Regions from separate parts of the Homo sapiens genome. Here region 1 is linked to region 2. The links are chromatin loops, found by intact Hi-C in ENCODE. Cell type or tissue: testis. All regions are shown on one strand. Links, peaks and the distances in the headings refer to the core of each region. The heading gives the core; the rest is flanking DNA.

Evidence for each region. A loop is a pair of places that touch in the nucleus more often than their neighbours do. Peaks named below come from ENCODE experiments on the same cell type or tissue, not always from the same donor. Only the 100,000 strongest peaks of a DNase experiment are listed, where the experiment ranks them.
Region 1: it touches region 2 in a loop (5-fold over the local background); 31 of 110 quality-filtered maps call a loop at or near these places.

What each region holds. Positions count from the first base shown.
Region 1 is chr3:93,978,654-93,981,573 of GRCh38, forward strand. It overlaps ARL13B (ARF like GTPase 13B), which reads left to right and starts at 1,502. Exons shown (of 10, transcript NM_001174150.2): 1 at 1,502-1,829. The coding sequence starts at 1,771. RefSeq lists enhancers at 1,110-1,269, 1,540-1,669. In testis, for the core only: no CTCF peak of the experiment used is centred there; a DNase peak (open chromatin) is centred at 1,388; H3K4me3 peaks cover 1,840 bases; H3K27ac peaks cover 1,485 bases.
Region 2 is chr3:94,056,108-94,058,960 of GRCh38, forward strand. DHFR2 (dihydrofolate reductase 2) reads right to left here. Exons shown (of 2, transcript NM_176815.5): 2 at 1,815-2,853. Among named protein-coding and RNA genes, the nearest start is that of DHFR2, 5.4 kb to the right of the region's middle. In testis, for the core only: no CTCF peak of the experiment used is centred there; no DNase peak of the experiment used is centred there.

The DNA.
Region 1 (2,920 bases), core at 310-2,809, 77 kb before region 2:
GGTGATAGAGGGAGACTCTGTCTCAAACAAAACAAAACAAAACCAAAAAAAGTTACATGATTTAGTAAAGGACAGAGACTAATTTAAAACCTATATGTATCTTAGTCTCAAATCATTATATTCCCCGCGAATACACTGGGATTCTCAGTGCCTTCTATCCTTTCATCAGGATTTGAAAATATTTATTTAAGTAGAAAATGAATGGACACACAGATCCCTACATATTGTGCATAATTTTTTCCCTACAGGAATGTCCTTGTCATTTCTTTTTCTCCAAAGTATATAAAAGAAATGCAAATATTACATACCTCTTTAAAAAATAAACTATTACAAAACAGTCAAGAGATAACAATCTTCATCTTGCAGATACCAAATAGCCAGCAATTTATGTACCTAAAAATCCTGAAACAAACATACATCAAAATGGTTATTTATTTATTTTTGAGACGGAGTCTTGCTCTGTTGCCCAGACTGGAGTGCAGTGGCGCGATCTCGGCTCACTGCAACCTCCGCCTCCCGGGTTCAAGCAATTCCCCTGCCTCAGTCTCCAGCGTAGCTGGGACTACAGGCGCGTGCCACCACACCCGTTTTTGTTTTTTTTTGTTTTTTTTTTTTTGTATTTTTACTAGAGACGGGGTTTCACCATGTTAGCCAGGATGGTCTAGATCACCTGGCCTCGTGATCCGCCCGCCTCGGCCTCACAAAGTGCTGGGATTACAGGCGTGAGCCACCGCGCCCGGCCCCAAATGGTTATCTTTGAGAGCTCCTGTGAGATCTCATTTTCTTCATCTTGTTTCTTTTTAGTATTTTTCACATTTTCTACAAGAAATGCATTTTTCTTTTGTAATCACAATCCCCCCTACAACAAATATCATACAATTCCGTTTCACATATGTAACAGTAATAAACGTTTTAGAGATTAAGGCTTCACTCTCATCTGAACTACTGAGAAAATTTAGCAAGCGAATTTCCCCCTTGTCTTTAACTTACAAGAATTGCCCCAGTGTATTGTTCCTGTAGTCATGCTGCCTAAGTCGGCCAGAATTCTAGAGGGTCCCCATCCCTGAGCAAAAAACAAACAAACAAAAAACAAGAAAAAAGAAAGAAAGAAAAAGAAAAACCCATGCACAAGACCTGAGATCTCTGAATCTCAGTTGGGGACACTGGAGAAAGGAAAGGAACAGCACCGTGGATTGGCAACACATTTTATGTAGGTATAAAGATAGGCCTTGCTGGAGATTTGTCCCGGATCCTCCAGCTTATCTCCGGACGCTCCGGTTGCCTAGTTACGAGAACGAGCTACCTCGAGCTCCGCCTCCTTCTTATAGAGTACTCCCCTTTCTCTTTTCCTAGTCTCGCGCAGGGGCGGGTAGCCAGGACTCTTCAGCCACTCAGAGGCCTCTACCTCAGGACCTCAACCGATGATTGGGCGAGCGCAGTACGGGCGTTGCCTGGGGAACGCCTTCCGCGCCTCGAAGTAACGTCAGCACGTCGACGCGGGGCTTTTCTTTAGCCGGGTCCCGCTAACTCGGCTACGGTGTATCTGCGTCTTTGGTCAGGTTGTTCCTTGGCTAAGAGGGCAGTCGTCGCGGACCCACGCGGTTAGCAAGGCTTAGTGCTCGGGCCGGCCGCCTTCACTTCCCTCCCGGCTTTTCCTCCCGACTTATCCACTTTAGGGGCGTCTCGGAGTGCCGGAGGCCCCCGGGGAAGAGCGGGGTGCCGGTGTCCGCTCCGGGCTCGGATGGGAAGTGGTGGGAGGAGCGACCCGGGATGTTCAGTCTGATGGCCAGTTGCTGCGGCTGGTTCAAGCGGTGGCGGGAGCCTGTCAGGTAGGCTGGAGCCAGCTGTCCTGGCCGTCCTAGGGGTTGGAGATGGCTGCGCCCCAGGGGCGAGGCGCCGCCTTTTCCCCGCGCCTGGACGAGTCTATCCCAGGCCGCAAGGGATGCTTTCATTCCCAGGGTGTCCCGGGAGGGAGAGATTGGAGGATGTAGCCTTGTTGTCTGGTCGACTTTCTGTTGCGATTGACAATGCTTACCGTTGTTATATTTTAAATAGGTTTGAATTTGTTAAAAAGTGTGTGTGTGTGTGTGTGTGTGTGTGTGTGTGTGGAATTGAAAACTATCCATTGTGTGTTTTTCCTCTGAAGCTTTTGTAATGGAAATTCTTTTAAAAAGAGGGGGACATGGAATATAGTTTTCATAATATCCGCACATTCCATTCCAAGTCACACCTCCACACAGTTGTATTTGAGGACGTGGGCTTGAAATCTGGCTCCACTACTTAATAATTACATGACTCAACCATTTTGGCCCCACCTTTCTTAAATATTAAATGAGAGTGATAATACTCTGCTTTAGAAATATTGTATTCAATGAGAACAAGTGATAGTGTTTTCTTAACTGTAATGTAGCTTCCAATTTTTATACGGTCTCTAGTAAAACCTTTTAATTGAAAGGGTCCACTTTTTAACATTTCATTTTGAAATGCTGGAAGTATTAATAATTAGTACCTGTTACTTGATATTCATTCATTCAAAAAATATTTATTAAGACAATACCTTGTGCCAGGCACTGTCTTAGGAAATAATCAGTGAAATTGATGCTTTTGAAACTGAGGCCTAACCTATAAAGAGATCTTGTGTTTGTTACACAAATAATGTTGACTTCACATAGTTCTAGTCTGGAATTGGGCCAAGGGTAAGATAAAGCAAAGTTGTTTTTTTTTTTAAATTGTTAACATTTTAAGTATATTTGCCATGAGAATGAACTATCCTTTAAAGAATGAATCTGAAAAGCTACACTTACACATTATAACAGAAAATACATGTCTAGATTGGAAAAAAAGTAACTTTAAATGAAACTAGAGATTCTTCCCCATTATTAGCTCCTAACTGAATTTGAATGTTTTAAATATAAGTAGT
Region 2 (2,853 bases), core at 1-2,500:
ATGGCATAGGTTATCAAAATAGCAATAATCCTTTATCTTTACAGAAACAGAATAATAGATACCTGTTTTTTGAGGGGGGAAAAAAAGAAAGCCAGAAATTAACTTCCTTTAATGAAAGAGATCAGCTTATAATTAAATGGAAAATAGGAAAAAAGTTCATTTGCTTGTTGAGGGCTTAACTTGTAAGTTCCTTCTGTGTGCGGATGAGGAAATCATTTACAACCTAGGTAAGTGGATCAGTGGTTTCCAAGTTTTTATTATAATATCTTCTATCAGAAAACATTTTTAATATACATTGATGTTTATGTTATTGTATTAGTTTGCTAGGGTGGCCATAACAAAGTATCACAGACAAGTTGCTTAAACAACAGAAATTTATTTTCTCAGTTCTGGGGACTGGTAGTCTGAGAGCAAGTTGGTGGGTTTGCTTTCTCCTGAGGCCCCTCCTTGCCTGATAGATAGACACTGTCTTGTGTCCCCACGTGGCCTTTTTTCTCCACCCACCCCCACTGTCTCTGTGTGTTCGATTTTCCTCTTTTTATGACTTCTTATAACTTAACTTTGTAAAGGCCCATCTCCAAATATAGTCACATTCTGAGGTACTGGGGGTTAAGGCATCAACGTGAATTTTGGGGGGACAAATTTCAGCCCATAACAGTTAACATACTTGTTCTACTGCACTATGTACATTTTAAATACACTTCCCTAAAAAAAGAAATTTTAAAAGACTACATAAAGCTTAATAAAAATAAAAGTCATTATATTTACTTCCTAGACACAGTGGATTGTCTGCTGGAGTTTGTACAGACCACATTGGAGCCCTGAAATTTAGTAAAATGAGAATCTCACCTGACGTTTAAGCCTAAGATTGCCTATAACTATGCTGTGTTCTGTAGCATTGATCACAGGTTTCCTGTTGTGTTTTCCTGTTGTTTTTCTGCCATATATTTTAAGGAGCTCAGGGCTCTCTTGATGTCATATTGTTTTACTACAAAGCGTCTCCTTACCTTTTTGACAACATAAACCTCTATATGAACATGAAGGGTTTTGACACATTTTATATAAATATGAAAATTCATAAAACATAGTTTAGGAGTTATTCCATAAATTACTCTGAAATACTTCTTAAGACCAACTGACCTTATAATAAAATTGCTTAGATATGTAAAAATTTGTTTCCTGCCTAGAGGTACGTCCTTATTAAGCTGCTTGGTTCTTTAACGCTAACATTAAAAAAAGCACAAAAAACAAACTAATGTGATTTATGTTATTTGTGTCAGCTCAATGTCTTATGTCTGCAGTGGTTTAATTCAAGTTTGCTGCTAACAGTTTTTATTCCTAAAACTCAATGTAGAATTGTTTGTTCTTTGGTAGCTATTTGGGGTGCGGATGGGGAGTAAAATCCATTAACATTCTCATGATACACATATATTGATTCTAGATAGATTAAGAGGTTAAACATAAAAGATCAAACTATGAAAAGGTAAGGGGAGAAACAGAAGTGGCTTCACTCGGGGAAAAAATGTATAAGCCTGAAAGCAGTGGAATCAATAAACTCAATTTACAATGCACAAAAAAAATTTTAAAATACCTTCACACTTAAAGTCAAATGGTTATAAGAAAAATTGAGAAAGTGTTTTAACATCTGACATGGTTATCTCAAATATAAATAAAATGATACTAAGACACCTATAGATAAGTGGACATGAGCGGTAATCTAAAAAAGAAATAACTAATAAGATTTGAAAACCTACCCAAACTAAGGGCATAATTAACTAGGCATTATAAGGAGATTATTAGAGATTCAGACAAAATTCATAAGCAAAGTTGTTTATTTAAAATCAGAAAATATAAAGATGCTGAGTCCCAAAAATGTGATAAAATTAATATGACCTCTTTCCAAGTATAACACATTGCCTTTCTCTAACAGAAATAAACTATGATTCTTATTACAGTCTTAAAATTCTTTTTTTAATGAATGAGTGTAACTTTTTATTAAGATAGAATTATTTTTATTAAAGAAATATATGAAAATGGTTAAGTAAAATCAAATGGCTCCAAAAGTCTTACAATGAAAACAGTCCTGCGACTTGTTCTTTCCAGAGGAAAGCACTTTTCATTCTCTTAGTTTTTCCTTCTGGTAGTTACCTCCATGGGTTTTAAAAAATTACTATTTTTTTAGTTTTTCAAGTGAATACATATATTAATACATGTAATCTTTAAAAGCCTCTTCAGTTTATAATGCATCCTAACAGTCCCCTGCCCCATCCCTCCTAATTCTCTGGAGCAATGACTTCTAACTCTTCTAGCAATGTTCCATTCTTTTCTTCACATAACTACTTAGTCATTTCTTGATTATGTTATACATTATATAGTGATTTCTTGATATGACAGATGAGGATTTAGCTCTTACACCATCACTATCTTCACTTTTCCCCCCATATTGTCCCAAAGTAGTTACCAGATTTAGGGGCTAAGCAGTCAGTCACCACATCATTATGACTATGTACATATTGCCCATTGTTGAGAAAAACAGCGTATGATGCTCTTACTTCCTATCCTGTACTTCTTCCTGCCCTAGAATTAATTATTGCCTAACCAACCCTTCCCCCTTGTTTTTTTTTGTTTTTTTTTTTTTTTACTTTTGCTTTATCTTCAATGCACTTCTTTCCAAATGCCCCAAATCTGGCAATAACCTATTATTTTTAAGAGAAGGGATCTCACTATGGTGGCCAGGCTGCTCTGAACTCTTGGGCTCAAGCCATCCTTTTGCTTAGCCTCCTGAGTAGCTGGGACTACAAGCATGGGCCATCCCACCCAGCTAATCTATTAGTATTTTTACTGTTTCTTTTT